Regions from separate parts of the Mus musculus genome. Here region 2 is linked to region 1. The links are chromatin loops, found by intact Hi-C in ENCODE. Cell type or tissue: left cerebral cortex. All regions are shown on one strand.

What was found. Peaks named below come from ENCODE experiments on the same cell type or tissue, not always from the same donor. Only the 100,000 strongest peaks of a DNase experiment are listed, where the experiment ranks them.
Region 2: a loop joins it to region 1, with 2.4 times the contacts of the local background. A loop is called at or near these places in 7 of 42 quality-filtered maps.

Annotation. Positions count from the first base shown.
Region 1 is chr19:24,249,668-24,257,667 of GRCm38, reverse strand. No RefSeq gene overlaps it. Among named protein-coding and RNA genes, the nearest start is that of Fxn, 27 kb to the left of the region's middle. In left cerebral cortex, no CTCF peak of the experiment used is centred here; DNase peaks (open chromatin) are centred at 3,657 and 5,591.
Region 2 is chr19:24,189,477-24,197,476 of GRCm38, reverse strand. It overlaps Tjp2 (tight junction protein 2), which reads left to right. Exons shown (of 24, transcript NM_001376368.1): 2 at 3,648-3,768. Among named protein-coding and RNA genes, the nearest start is that of Tjp2, 32 kb to the left of the region's middle. In left cerebral cortex, CTCF peaks have their summits at 1,167 and 3,064 (motif pointing left); a DNase peak (open chromatin) is centred at 4,314.

The sequences.
Region 1 (8,000 bases):
CGACTAGGCCATCTTTTGATACATATGCAGCTAGAGTCAAGAGCTCCGGGGTACTGGTTAGTTCATAATGTTGTTCCACCTATAGGGTTGCAGATCTCTTTAGCTCCTTGGGTACTTTCTCTAGCTCCTACATTGGGAGCCCTGTGATCCATCCAACAGCTGACTATGAGCATCCACTTCTGTGTTTGCTAGGCCCCGGCATAGTCTCACAAGAGACAGCTACATCTGGGTCCTTTCGATAAAATCTTGCTAGTGTATGCAATGGTGTCAGCGTTTGGAAACTGATTATGGGGTGGATCCCTGGATATGGCAGTCTCTAGATGGTTCATCCTTTCGTCTCAGCTCCAAACTTTGTCTCTGTAACTCCTTCCATGGGTGTTTTGCTCCCAAATCTAAGGAGGGGCATAGTGTCCACACTTCAGTCTTCATTCTTCTTGAGTTTCATGTGTTTAGCAAATTGTATCTTATATCTTGGGTATCCTAGGTTTTGGGCTAATATCCACTTATCAGTGAGTACATATTGTGTGAGTTCCTTTGTGAATATGTTACCTCACTCAGGATGATGCCCTCCAGGTCCATCCATTTGGCTAGGAATTTCATAAATTCATTCTTTTTAATAGCTGAGTAGTACTCCATTGTGTAGATGTACCACATTTTCTGTATCCATTCCTCTGTTGAGGGGCATCTGGGTTCTTTCCAGCTTCTGGCTATTATAAATAAGGCTGCTATGAACATAGTAGCTGGTCTGACTACCTCGCCAGCAGTGTACATCAGATAACTTGTTTCTCCTGGCCCCAGTGCTCATGGTCCATCTCCCCTCATGACAGCTTCCTCCTCTCTTTGTTGTCCTTCCGGATCCTGGTCTCTCCTCGCTCCTCTGTCTTCCCCAACCCCAACCAAGTCACTCAAAACCTACCTACCTCCAATCCCTCCAGCAATTGCCTGCAGCCAATTTTATTTAACCAATGAGTTTTTGTTTGTTTGTTTGTTTGTTTGTTGTTGTTGTTTTGGGACAGGGTTTCTCTGTGTAGCCCTGGCTGTCCTGGAACTCACTTTGTAGACCAGGCAGGCTGGCCTCGAATAACCAATGGTTTTAAATCAAGGAACAAGGTTTGCACAACAAAATCCTGTAAAGGAGAGAATTCACTCCTATCCTAGACCTTTGGGTACAGAATTTAGCATTATAATACATAGCAACAGACCAAACCTCAACAGGTTTGACTTAACTAGTGATGGTACTGGAGTAGACACTGAGGCCTTGATTAAGGGCATGGAATGTGTACAGGTACTTACATTATTTTTGATATTGTTTTTCTTCATTCCCAGGAACTTAATTTAGGGTGTCACACATTCTAGGTAAACCTACCTCTGAGCTATACTTTCAGTCCAGCCTGCATCTGCTAAAGACAAAATGTAAAACCCAATGTCCCATCTCCCCTGATCGTGTTGATGAAGAAATAGAATGTACACGAATAGGTTTATTGAACTGTTTATTAGAATGTTGAGAAAAACACCCATACCCACTGGCGACATTGCCTCCCAAGGACTCCTTCCTATCTAAGAGAAGAGTCAGGCATAGGAGGCCACTGTAAGCACAAAACTTAGTTTACACCAGGCCTTTGCAGACCACTGGAGTCTCTATGCTCTGCCTTGGCATTTGGAAGCCCACTTGATGTTGTTACTGTTTATCTCTTTCAAAAGAATGTGTTTGAAGCTGGACAGTGGTGATTCCTGCCTTTAATCCCAGAGCTCAGGAGACAGGTAGGCAGATCTCTTGAGTTCCAGGCCACCCTGGTCTACAGAGTGAGTTTCAGGATAGCCAAGGCTACACAGAGAAACCCTGTCTTGAAAAAAAAAAATTCATTTGTGGGACTGCAGCAATGGCTTGGTGGTTAAGGGTGCTTGGTGCTGTGACAGAGGACCAGGGTCTTCAATTCCCAGCACCCGTGTATAGCAACTCTCAACTGCCTGTAACTTTAGCTCCAGGGGATCAGATGTCTTCTGGCATCTGCAAGTACCCCCATATATGTAGCAGTGTTGTGTGACAATTTTTTTTTAAGGAGATGCAACCCTAGATATGGAACTCATGGCAGACCAAAGTCCAAATACCGCCAAAGTCCAACTTGGTGAACCAATGGATTTTATTGGGGTTACTTCAGGAATATGGGGTTATTATGAGAACAGAAATGGCTCAAAGACAGTTGCATCACCAAGGCCCACTGTAGCATGGGTGACAGCTCACAAAAGCTGAGAAACCCAGATCATGCTGCAGAGCCTGCAGGCAGCTCTAAAGGTTAGAGAATGTCCTTTCCAAGAGACTCCGGTCTCTTCCAGGAAGCTCAGCTGTTCCTCCCAAGTAGCTGGTCTGGTCTCAGAGTCTTCTTTGCATCTTATCTGAGAGAGATTCTCAGCTTTTATTGCTTACTCTGGCAAGGAGGGGCCTAGTGAATCTGCTCAGTTTCCGGAACTTCTAGAGGCTTTTCTGAGTTTTTTGCCTTCCTGTTTAAGACCTTTCTTATATAGTGGAATGTTTTAATCTCAGAGGAAACTGTTATACAACAGGTATACATTCATACACACACACACACAATATATATATATATATATTCACCACTCATTAGACAGAGGCAGGTGGATATCTTGAGTTTTGAAGCTAGCTTAGTCTATGTATCAAGTCAGAACAACCAAGGCTACATAGTATGACCCTGTCTCAAAAAAACAAACAAACAAACAAACAAAAAAAGACAGGTGGAAGAGTGGCTCAGCAGTTCCTAGCACCATGTGATAACTCATAAACCTGTCACTCCAGTTCTTGTGATATGACTCCCTCTTTTGGCACCAGGCATGAACACAAGCACACTGGCATGTGCACACACACACCACACAGACACATACATACACACAAAAAAAGCAAAACACTGATACACATAAACTTCTGAAAAGAAACATAGTATTTGTTACAGAGTCGCTTGACTCCATCTTGAGCTGAACATGGAATTTCTGTGTCCAAAAGGATTTTGTTCACTTATTTTTACAAATGTTAAAGTGTTCAAAATACAATATTTATTTATTTATTGTTTATTTATTTATTTATTATTAGAATTTGGCATATCTAGAAAAGGCTAGAGGAAGTCAGAACCATTCACTGTGTAAAACCAGGGAAGAAATCAACAATTCCAAATTCTTCATTAGGTCAGGGTCCTGAGTTGAGATCACATCTGCTACAGGTGTTTTAAGTCAGAACTGCTGTGTTTTGTAACTAAGGAGCCCAAACCTAGACTTGATTAGTGAAGACTTACAGGTGTGTATGAGTAACAGCGTTCTAGCAGCCAATTGGCTGATTCTAGCATGCGTGCTATTTGGCTTGTAAAAATTTTATAAATATTTCTTAAATCCAGCCTCCTGGTTCTCGGAAATCAGTTGCCTTCATCTGATTCCAAGACCTGTTTGAACAAATAAACACCTTCTATTTCCCCTTACAAGATCACACACTTAAGTGTCAGCTGCCTGTGGATAGATGCAGAGAAAGCAGGTCCTGCTGTGAGTTTAAAAACCAGCTGGTAAGGTGTGTCTTTGAGCTAAGAAAGGCCCACACCGCCACCCCCACGGAGCCCTTAAGTAACCATCGCCCAGCAGCTGCTAATGAGGGCCCTCTTTATTCATCAGCTTTCAAGACAGCTTTTCCCAGGGGCAGTTTGCCCATTGAGCGTGCCTCTCCAGTGCTTTAGGGGTAGGTAAAACAGGGTTTCCCTTGGAGGACAGAGTCAGACACACAGTACCAGACCCAGTGACAGAAGTTCCAGGGTCCCCCACCAGCCAAGGGGGAAGTGAGAAACAGCCACCGAATTCCTTCCGGGAGAATTTGAAAGTCTCTGGATGACCTAAGCACTTTCCCTTCTCCCAACCCCCAGGGCCAGCTCAAGCGGCCAAACTTAAGACTAGAGCTCTATAATGCCAACGTCATTTGCTTAAATAAATCCTAAGAGGAAAGAGAGACCCTAAAACCTCTAAGGTTAAAAAAACAAGTAAGCAGGGGGCTGGAGAGATGGCTCAGTGGTTAAGAGCACTGACTGCTCTTCCCAAGGTCCTGAGTTCAAATCTCGGCAACCACTTGTTGGTTCACAACCATTTGTAATGAGATCAGATGCCATACTTCTGGTGTGTCTAAAAACAGCTGCAGTGTACTCATATAATAAGTACATCTTTTAAAAAAAAAAAAAAAGCAAATAAGTTTAGATTTAGAATTATAGTTTGTTTTATAGCCCAGACTGAGTTTAAAACAATCCTCCTGCCTCTGCCTCCCAAATGCTTGGATTGCCGGTGAGCCACCATGCTTAGCAAGAGTTAACATTGTGATGCAGAGCTGCCCAGACTTTGCATTGCACAATTCAGGATGCCAATTTTCAGACACGACAGTAACTATGATGATGCCACCAGACCCTGCATAGGCCATCTAAAGTATGTCCACCTCATCCTGCTAGACCTTGACTTGCCAGTCCACTCACAATCCATCGGGTTCCACAAAAAACACCCTCCGGTCTGCCTCAGCCAGTAACTTGCTGATCAGGCACCCCTGTTAAACATCCTGAGTGCTTAGGCCAGAGAAGGCTGGCTCCACCCTCTCCCTCCATTCTTGCACTACACAGTGGAGAGGTGGCTCAGTGGTTAGGAGTACTCATTATTGCTTCTGCAGATTTTGTGGTAAATAGTATTGGGGGCTTCTAGCCCACCTTAGATCATTTAGTTCCCAAAATAAAAGACACAAAACCTTTCTATTTATAATAAGCCTTAAAGCACTAAAGCTGGGCAGATATCAACCCTCTATGTTATTTTGTCTACTCTCCCATCAATAATCCTGAGATACCAGTTGCCACATTTTGTCTGGGCTGCTCCTACTCTAACTGGCTGGCCCTCGTGGCCATGTGCTCACCATCCACCTACCCCATGCGCCTCCTTTCTTCTTCCCTATTTGTCTATGCTGTAGACCCCAAATCTGAGGACCCAAAGCCCCCACCTACCTCTTTTCTGCCCAGCTACAGGTTGTAGGCACCTTTATTCAACCAATAGTTTTAAATTAAGGAGTAAGGTTTGCACAACAAAAGCTGGTATACATGAGCATTCATTCCTCTTGAGGCAACTAAACCTTAGGATACAGAATTTAGCAATGCAGTACATAGTAACAGAGCAATAGCTGAGGACCTGGGTTTGGTTCCCAGCATCCACATGGTGGCTCAAAAACATCTGTAGGTCCAGTTCCAGAGGATCTGACACTCGTTTCTGACCTCCTCAGGCACCAGGCATTTATGATGCGCATAAAAATGTTCAAGCAAAACATTCATAGATAATTCATACATATAGAATAAAAGTAAAAAAAAAAAAATTTTTGCAGGATACACCAAAAGGTAGAAAACGACCCAAGTCGGAAGGAATGCTGTTTAAATATACAAACAAAGCCCTGAGCCACAGGAGGAACAGAGAAAAGGCTACGCCCTGAGCAGCAGGGCAGGAGAGCTTAGAGACGACAGAACCATTCCATTCCCATCTGGAGGAGAATCAAGACCTTTTCTTTCTTCCTGCTCAGAGAGGGGGCGGAGGAGGGTAATTATTTCTTGGATCCAGTGGAGTGGCTATCTGCCTTCAGAGGAAGTGGAAGGCTGCAGAAGAGGAAAGAAAAGGGGGTCTATTAATAGCCCTGGCTGTGTCCGAAGCACAGGGATCTACAGAGCTGGAGGGAAGGGAAGCCTGAGCAAGCAGTCACTTCCATTGCTGTGCCTGGTGGCAAGGCTTTGACAGGAAGAAGGAAGGAATCCCAAGGGAGGCTTGGAAAAGGGGGAGACCCCCCCTACATAGCTACAGTCCCCCCCAAAAAAACGCATTCTTCACTAGGGTCAGTTAGAAGCGGTGAGAAGTCGTTTAATGTAAACAATAAGCCAGGTGTGCTGTTGCAAAGCAGTAATGCTAGCACTTGGCAAATAGGAGGATCACCACCTGAAGCAGAAGGCAGTAGCGTGAAGCAGGGGGATTACCAGGAGTGTAGGTGCATAGTGACTTCCAGGACAGTTTGGGTTACAGATTGAGATTCTGCCTCAAACGATAAAAGAGCAGATCTTGGTGGTGTTGGCCTGAATCCTAGTGTTTTGGAGATGAAAGCAGGGGGGTGAAAAGTTCTGGGAACTGAAAATACCCCTCCTCCTCGGTGGTCAAGGGTGCTTGATGCTCTTCCAGCGGATCAGACTTTCTTCCCAGCACCCACTTTGTGCAGCTCACAGCCACTGCTGACTGCAACCCCTGGACATCCAATAGCCTCTTCTTGTCGCGGTAGGCATCCAGGAACATGTAGCATACATACACAGCCACACACAGAGACATGTAAATTAAAATTAAAATCTGGGGCTGGAGAGATGGCTCAGTAACCACTGAGCACCGCCTGCTCTTCCAGAGGTCCTGAGTTCAATTCCCAGCAACCACGTGGTGGCTCACAACCACCTGTAATGGGATCCAATCCCCTCTTCTGGTGTGTTTGTAGACAGCGACAGTGTATTCAAATACATCAAATAAATACACCTTTTAAAAAAAATTAAAATCTTGGAAAAAAAAGTTTGCAAGACCAGTTTTAGCAACATACGGGGATTTGAGCCCAGCCTGGATGCCATAAAACCCTGTCTCAAAAAACTACAATAGGAAGGAAGAGGGGTGGTTAGTGGTTGGTTAGACCAAAATTAAAGATGCATAAAACTCTTCATGAAAACCAGTTATTTTGCTTATTGAAGATAGTTTTGGTTTTTTTTTTCATATTATATATTCTGATTATGGTTTCCCCTCCCCCAACTCCTCCCAGATCCTCCCCACCTCTCCACCCACCCAAATCTATACCCTTTTGTTAGCATTCCTTCTAGGATCCACCCCACAGTTACCTGGCAACAGCCAGGTATGCCTGACTCACTACAAAAGGGGCTGCTTGCCCCCTCCTCACTCTCTTATCCATTTATCCTCTTATTCTCTGCCCCTTCTCCCTCTTTCCTCATCCCCCTCCTCCACGTTTCTGCTCTCTCTCTCTCTCTCTCTCTTCCCTCCTCTCTGTCCCTTCTTTCCCCATACCCCCATTCCCCTCCTCCCTCTCTCTCCACTTGTCTATGCCCGCCTCTTCTCTCTCTCTCTCTCTCTCTCTCTCTCTCTCTCTCTCTCTCTCTCTCTCTCTGCCTTTCTCTGTCTCTACTCCCTCCTCAACTCCCCTCCCCTCCCCTAAATAAACTCAATTCCATACTATATGGCTGATCCCTCAGGGGGAAGGGATGCCTCAACATGGACCCGCAAAGGCACCCCCCTTCCACCTCACTATACCTCACCTCTACAAAACATATACTGCCTCTCTTCTTTTTTTTATAAAACACAACACTTTTCTTGCTTACTCTCTTTAAAAAACAAACAGAGGCCTGACAATGATGGCACATGCTTGAAATCCCAGCACTTGGGAGGCAGAGGCAGGTGGATTTCTGATTTCCAGGCCAGCCTGGTCTACAGAGTGAGTTCTAGGACATCCTGGGCTACACAGAGAAACCCTGTCTTGAAAATATACACACACACCACCACCACCACAACAATAACCAACCAACTAAAGCCATGCATCTTAAACAATATTTTAAAAAATTAAAATAAAAAATAAAAGGATCAAAGAAATAAAACACCAGAGATACATATCATGTATAGACACAGAGACACACACTCATTTACACACACAGAAATCCCATGAAGACACAAAACTAGAAACCATGATACAGCAGGGAAACAAAACAAAACAAAACAATGGCCAGACAAAGCATTATAAGACAAAAATCCCTGCAGAAATATATACAATTAAACATGGCCATCTACTGTTGGGCGTGGGGCCTGTCCTTAACTGTGGAAAACTAATTAATTACTTTAAAATCTAATTTAAAAATATTTTTTTAAAGAGGGCGCAGTTTTGTGGGGAGCCAAGGAAGCCCTGAGTGAGTGTTTAG
Region 2 (8,000 bases), 60 kb after region 1:
ATTGGGAGCTATGACATGTGGTCTGTGTATTTTCCGTTTCTGAATTCTAATTTAGTCTTTACTTGTTAGATTGTGAAATAGCCTCATTAAAGTCATCATTACAGAGGGCTTGGTCCTCAGACACAAGCTGCATGTCTTTACTGTCTGGTCTAGGGCGGCTTGTGATGGTGTTCACCCCTAAACTGGCAGATTAGTAGTTTGTTTAGAGATTCCTAGCAACTGGCATGAATAAGTCTCATATGGAGAACCATTTCCTCTCTGGTCCTTGTCTCCCTAAATGATGCAAAACCATTTGTTGCAAACTGGTCCTTCATAAACAAAGTTACCCTCTGGTTTTGCTCTTTGCTTCTGAGCAGAACATTCCTGCAGGCCTGAGGCACTGGCCACATTGTCCTAAGGAGTGACCTGCTCCTCCCATGAATGAGGGCTCACTGCTTTGAATTCACCAAAACACAATGTAGTTTCCCTTATTTCCACACAGCTTTGTTGGGACCAGACTTTCATCTCACACTAAGCTTAGTGACCCCCCCCCCCCTTTCTGGGTATCCTAAGAGGGTTGATTTCTTGTCTATGTGTTAATTGATTTTGGTTAATTTTTATGTGTATTGGCATTTTGTCTGCATATATATCTGCACCACATGTGTGCCTGGTGCCTTTGGGAGACCGAAGAGGGCGTTGGACAGAATAGGGTAATTCCCTATTACTGACTGGAATTATTGGTGGTTGTGAGCCATCATATGGGTGCTGGGAATTGAACCCAGGATCTTTACCAGAGCAACACGTGCTCTTATTCACCGAGCCATCTCTCCAGCCCCTAATGTGTTAACTTCATTCTTTAGTTCTTCATCTTTCACAGACTTCAACATCTTATTTTCTCTCTCTCTTTTTAAAAAGATTTTATTTATTTATTTTTTTAATATATATGACAAGCACACTGTAGCTGTCTTCAGACACATCAGAAGAGGGCATCAGATCCCATTACAGATGGTTGTGAGCCACCATGTGGTTGCTGGGAATTGAATTCAGGACCTCTGGAAGAGCTGTCAGTGTTCTTAACCACTGAGCCATCTCTCCAGCCTCTTATTTCTCTTTTAAATTAATTAATTAATTTTATTTTTTATGTGTATTGGTGTTTTGCCTGCAGGTTTACTGTGTGTATGCAGTACCTACAGTGGCCAGAAGTACAGTTAGTTGTTAGCTGCCCTGTGGGTGCTGGGAATAGAACCAGTTCCTATGGGAGAGCAACCAGTGCTCTTAACCACTGAGCATCTCTCTGGCCCCCAGATGCCTTATTTTGTAAACTTTAGCATATATGTTAATCACTCTGCTAAAATGTAGATTCAGGTTGTCCGTCCACCTGTCAGCCCCACCATCCCTGTTCTTTGCGACACAGATTTACTGTGTTTTAGCCCCAGCTGGGCTTGAACTCTTGGCAGGCAGGCTTCCTTCTTCAACCTGTTGTACTGTATTTGCATCACACTCACAGGTGGTGCAGAGGGGCAAGGTGCTGATATGGGCTTGGTCCATGGGTCACACGGGGAGCATCCAGAGTTACACTTCCCATTGCACTTGCTGTGTGTCTTGAGACCTTGTACTTTCGGATTATCCTGCTGGTTTTCTATCCTCATTCCTTCTCTCCCAGAAACTGTTCAAGATCTCAGAGGTAGGAAGGTAGATTGTTGGCTGCACAGGTAAAATTTCCAGTGAATATTCTCCATGAACTGGGTGTGCTGGTGTGTAGAGGCAAGAACTATAGAGAAAGTTTGAGGTCAGCCTGGACTACATGAGATTGTCTCCAAATTAAAGGAAAAAAGAAAAAAAGAAAAAGTAAGTTAAATCCAGGATGTTTAGATACACACACAAAAAAAGTATGTTAAAAAGCAAGATGTTTCTCTAGAAGAAACTGTTTAGAACTGATACCTGCAGGAAGAAAAAACCAAAAAAACAAAAAACTTCACATTCAGGCCAAAGGCAACCAAGTATACCTTGATTTGCTTGCCAGTTTATTTATCTTTGGAAGTAATAATAGAAACTACGAATGGGCTGGGCTCCATCTGCGGCTTGCTTTGTAGGAAGTCCAGATGACCTCGGCTTAGCCTCAGCCTACATTTCCTGCTGATCCTTGGAGCTGGGGGGGTGGGGGTGGGGGTGATGGAGCGGGGGTGGGGGGGTGGGGGTGGGGAGGGGACAGGGACGGGACAACGACACAGGGAAGGCCTCTTGCCTGAACAAACAAAATCAACACCGTCCTTCACTTCTAGTTTGGCGGTCTAGGAAGAAGCGAGCTTAATGAAGATAGCCAGTATCTTTTTGTGCCACAGAAAGAAGAATGGGCCCAGAAGCGGCCAGAGGGCACATTCTCCCTCCCAGTGCAGGGTTCCCCAGGACTGCCTCCGCGGATTCAGTACAGTCGCCCTGTGGCGGTGGGTAGGCATGTGTAGGGTTAAATGTTTTTTTATTGAGAGATACAAAGGACCTGTCTCCTGAGATGCTGGTGGTCAGGAACATAGATTCAAAGCAATCAGCCAGTTTTACTGAAGTCATACAAACAAACCCCTTTGTAGTTTCAAGTGTTTTCTCTTTTCATGCTTTAAAATGCAACATTTTAGGTACATTTTACCATATTAAAGTTTTCTTACCAGGCCCGGGAGACACATCTGTAATCCCAGCCCTGGATGGGAGGGAAGAGGAGGGTTGTGAGTTTGAGACCCCGTGTTAAAGGGGACAAAGGTTTTTCTACTTCTCACTTGTTTTCTTATCTGCTGAGTTTCCCCTCCACCCCTCCCTCCATTCCCATGAAGGAAAAATCTCTGAAATTCTTGTATTTGGGGATTATGCTCAGGTGGGTTGGGCCTAGCCCAGCATCTCTCTCATAAATTGTGGTTTGTCCTTATGGTGGGATGCTATTTGGCTGCTAGAAGTAATGGGGCATCGAGGGCTGGAGAGGCAGCTCAGTGGTGAAGAGTGTACACTGCTTTTGCCGAGCACCAGAGCTCAGTTCCTAGCACCAACATTGGGATTCTTGCAACCTGCTGTAATGCTAGTTCAAGGGACTCCGCCACCCTCTTGTGGCCCCTGTAGGTACTGCATACACATGGTGCCCAGACAAGCAGAAACTCATATACAGGAAACAAAAATGAATACATTTTTTAAAAAAGATTAAAAAATATCAGGTAACTCTCTAGAAATATAAGTGAGACTGGTAATTGCCTGGGCCCGGAGGGCAGGAGAGAATTGATGCTGGGTTTCTTTGTGGGGGATAATAGGTGTTTGTGTGTGTGTGTGGGGGGGGGGGGGGGAGCTGGAGAGATGGCTCAGCGGTTAAGAGCACTGATTGCTCTTCCAGAGGTCCTGAGTTCAATTCCCAACAACCAAATGGTGGCTCACAACCATCTGTAATGGGATCTGATGCCCTCTTCTGGTGTGTCTGAAGAGAGTGACAGTGTATTCACATACCTAAAGTAAATTAATCTTAAAAAAGAAATAGATGTTGGGTGTTGTGCGATAGATGACAGTGCCTGCTGTATAAGTCTGTGTCTATTGCCATCCTGGATGAGCTATGATATTCAGACGTCAGTGTATTCTCTAGGAGCTCATCGGGCTGAGTGAGGGTGAACACTTAGATCTAACCAATCTGTCTTCTCCAGGGCGCGGAGTCCTGCCTTACTCTCTTCTCCCTGTGAGTGGGACTGGCACCCAGGCTACAGCTCCAGGCCCAGGTACTCAGGAGGCCACAGACCGGTGTCCACCTACAGCCTGCTCTCCCAGGTACTTGCTGACTTGTCTCTTAGTAACCGAGTCACTGGCTCACACAAAGTTTGATCTATTATTTCACATCATAGATAAAGACAAGGTCACTATGTTCCAGGTTGCCAGAATGTTTATGTGTGCTTTCTCAAGAAATCTGATTGTAATCTCTTTTTTGTTTGTTCTTTTGTTGGTTGTTTTGTTTTGTTTTATTTTGTTTTGTTTTAACTAGGTGTCTCTGTTTAGTTTGATTGTCCTGGAACTTACTTTAAAACCAAAATGGCATTGAACTCAGAGATCTGCCTGTCTCTGCCTCCCTAGTGCCAGATAAAAGGTGTGTGCCACCACTGCCCACCTGTACTGCCCGCCTGTTGGTGATATCTTTTTTACAGAGTGAAGAGATGAAGTCCTATCTGGGCTGTAGACATAGTTCGGACTCTAGTCTCAATCTCCATTCTTTCATAAAAAATGAAGGAGGAGGAAGGATGGCTTAGCCTGTTGCATCCTGCCAAGGTTGGGTGATGTATTTTCTTGGCTGAGGCACGTGTGTAGGTAGAGCTCTTATGACTCATGATAACCCCATAGCTGGTGGGAGTAGTTTTTGGTATGCCTGGTGTCTGGCGTTGGCGATCATTTTGCTGTAGATCACATTTAGCTCATCCTCATTGAGATGGAAAAAAATTATTGTTCTATCGAATGGTACTTGGGAGTAGATTAAAAAAAGAACACACTGGCTTCTAAAGATAGAATATTTACTTGATTTTAGTGAGTACTAAGGGCATTACCTATTTCCCGACTCACTTTTAAGGATGAATTATACAAGATTTACAAGGTATTAGGTATTATTTCGACAGATGTTTGGGCGTGTATTTATTCTTAGTTACGGTTTAGTCCTGATGTGGCCTGTCTGTGGCAAGCCCACAATGGGGTTGGATTTTTCTTCATGTACTTGGTTCATAATTCCATCTGCGTTAGCGGGCATCTCCTGCCTGGGTGGAGAAGTGGAGTCTAGTGGTGTGTGAACTGCATACCCTCGATTGACAAGTAGCTGCTCAGGGCCCAGGCTGTATCGTGTGGTCTTAGATACAGGCCTTATTGCTGTGATCCTCAGATTCAGGGCAAAGTCAGCCTGGAGCTTAACCATCAGCAGGGAGAGATGGGATGGACACAGGACAAGGTACAGTCACAAAGACTCGTCCCCACCATTGAGTTCCTACAGCCAGGGCCAACCTAAAGCAATGGTTCTCAACCTGTGGGTCGCCACTCCTTTTACAGGGGTCGAATATCAGATATCCTGCATATAAGATATTAACATCACAATTCAAAACAGAAACAAGGTTACAGTTACGAAGTAGCAACAAAATAATTTTATGTTTGGGGGGGGGGGTTCACCACAACAGGAAGAACTGTGTTAAAGGGTCGAGGGGCATTAGGGAGGTTGAGAACCACTATACTAAAGCTTCTAGCGCTTCTCCAATCTAGAGACCTTCTCTTTAATGCATGGATCTGGGGTAGACATTTCACATTTAGTTCCAGCGAGCACACTTGACCGGAGTAGGTCTCCATTGAGTCCCCAGGGTTATGAGTGCGATGTCCTATATAGCATTCTGAAAGGTTTCGAATTTGCTTATCCAGATTGCAGAAGTGCTTTGTGACATGAGAGTTGAGAGTTCTATATGGGATCTGCTAATTTAGTCAAATCAACTGGAAGGACATTGTAGACTATGGCAGAGTGTGCCTTGGGCCTTCCGAGATGCTGTAACAAAACTTAAGCTGTGTAACCTAAAAGCAATAAATCTGGGCTGGAGAGGTGGCTCAGTGGTTAGGTCCTGAGTTCAATTCCCAGCAACCACATGGTGGCTCACAACCATCTGTAATGGGATCTGATGCCCTCTTCTGGTGTGTCAGTGTATTCACATATATAAAACAAACAAATCTTTAAAAAAAAAACCCAAAACAATAAATCCCTCTCCTCCCTCCTTCCCTCCCTCCCTTCCTCTCTCTCTCCCTGTGTGTGTGTGTGTGTGTGTGAGAGAGAGAGAGAGAGAGAGAGAGAGAGAGAGAGAGAGAGAGACAGAGACAGAGACAGAGACAGGGTTTTACTGTGTAGCTCCTGGTTGTCCTGGAACTCACTCTGTAGACCAGGCTGGCCTCGAACTCAGAAATCAGCCAGGCTCTGCTCCCCAAGTGCTGTGATTAAAGGTGTGCACATCACCACTGTCTGGCTTTTTTTTTTTTTTTTTTTTTTTGAGGCAGGGTCTCACTATACCACTCTGGTTGACCTAGAACTCATTATGTAGACCCAAGTGGCCTCAGATTTACCAAGATCTGCCTGCTTCTGCCTCCTGAGTACTGGAACTGAAGGTATATGCCACCTCCCCCTTTATGATTTTTGAGACAGGGCCTCCCTACTGTGTCCTCTTGGCTGACCTGGAACTCTCTGTTGTAGAACAGGCTGGCCTCGAATCTCTGGTGGTCCCCTGCTGGAGTCTGAAAGAACGGTCTCCTCCACAGGACACAGTGGTAGTAGCTCACCTGGACCACCGTGTGCTTGTCCTAACACACACACACACACACACACACACACACACACACATTTGAACCACCTGGGTGTGATGGTACTTAGGAGTTGTCTTAAGGCGTGATTCGGTTATGAGGATTCTGCCCTCAAAACTAATGCTTTTATAAAGGAGGCTCCAAGCCAGCTATGGAAGCACCTCACAAGACAGGCTTTCTTAAAAGTCGATCAGGAGAACTGACTTTCAAGGAAGCCTGGCTGCTATGGGGAAGACTTGCCAGTCAGAGTTGCAAAAATCAGAACGTAGAAGGACCTCCTAGGAGCGAAGCTGCCCCGAGTTAAGGATTCCTAGATGCTCCTAAGTTCATTGAGCAAGGACGCTATGATCTACTAGCACTGTCTGGCCTGAGGGGAGGAGGGTGTATGCAGAGCCTCCTCTGGATCATTATCTGTCTTGTTCTTGGGGTCTCCTCTCATCAGCACGGTTTGAAGGTGGATTACTGAGTTCCAGCAGCCTGGTCTACCTAGTGAGTTCCAGGTCAACCAGGTCTACCTAGTGAATTCCTGTCTATAAGAAAGAAAGGGGCAGCGTTGTTATAGGCTGGGTGGAATTTTATGGCAGAACATTTGACTAGCATGCTTGAGGCCCTGGTTTTCACTCCTGGTACTGCAAGGAAAAAAGAAAAAAGGGTGACGGTGGCTATGTTCTTCCAGATGATACTCTTGCTGAGTTTTAAGTGTTTTTTGTTGTTCTGGTGTCTGTGTGTTTTTGTCTGTCTGTCTGTCTGTCTGTGTATGCACACAGAGGCCAGAGCATTGAATCCTCCTGGAGCTGAAGTCACAGGCAGGTGTGAACTGTCCACCTGGGGTCCTCTTAACGGCTGAGCCATCTCTCCAGCCCTATGCTTTTAGTCCGAGACAGGCTCTCATTGAGTTGCCCAGGCCAGCACTGAACTCGAGCCCTGTCTGCCTCTGTTTCCTTTGTAGTTGGGATGGGAAGCCTGTGCCACCAGTCCTGGCTCTGTTATCCCCTTCCTTCCTATCACTTGTCACTTGTAATAGTTTTTCCTCCATCAATGTCAGCCATGTTGGGTACCTGTCACTGGCTTGGGATCCCCCACAGGCCACACCCAGCTCTGTCTGAGGAACTCAGATGGACAGGCTATATATGCACTTAGAGCTGTGGTTCTGTGTACTTCAGCAGCCAGTCACATTGCTGTGTGTAGCTGTCCTTTGGGTCCCTCTTATGGTGGCTATGTGTGGAAGCCTAGAAGAGTTTCTTCTATGATTTCAAGGAACCTGGGGAGATGGCACCACAGCTTCTGGCTGATAGCAGGTCATCACTGAGCCTTGGTTTTGATATTGTGCATAAAGCAACTGGTGACAACAGTTTTCAGTTTGTCCCCAATTTGGGTTCATTCAGAGGTCATGTGTTACAGTGGGGATAGAAATGATGGCAGGCAGCATGCTCCCTCACACCTCACTCCAATTATTTATTTGAATTTCCACCAAACATATAAGACTATTTAATTATAATTATTGCTACTTGATGTTGATGTTAAGATGTAATAGTCAAAGTAATAACATACGTGTAAGATTCGTTTTGATTTTTTAAGTTTAAGCTTCGTTACTAAAATAATTAACTCCATTAATATACTTTGCAAAAGGTTTCTTTTTTTAAAGATTTATTTATTTATTTACTTATTATATGTAAGTATACTGTAGCTGTCTTCAG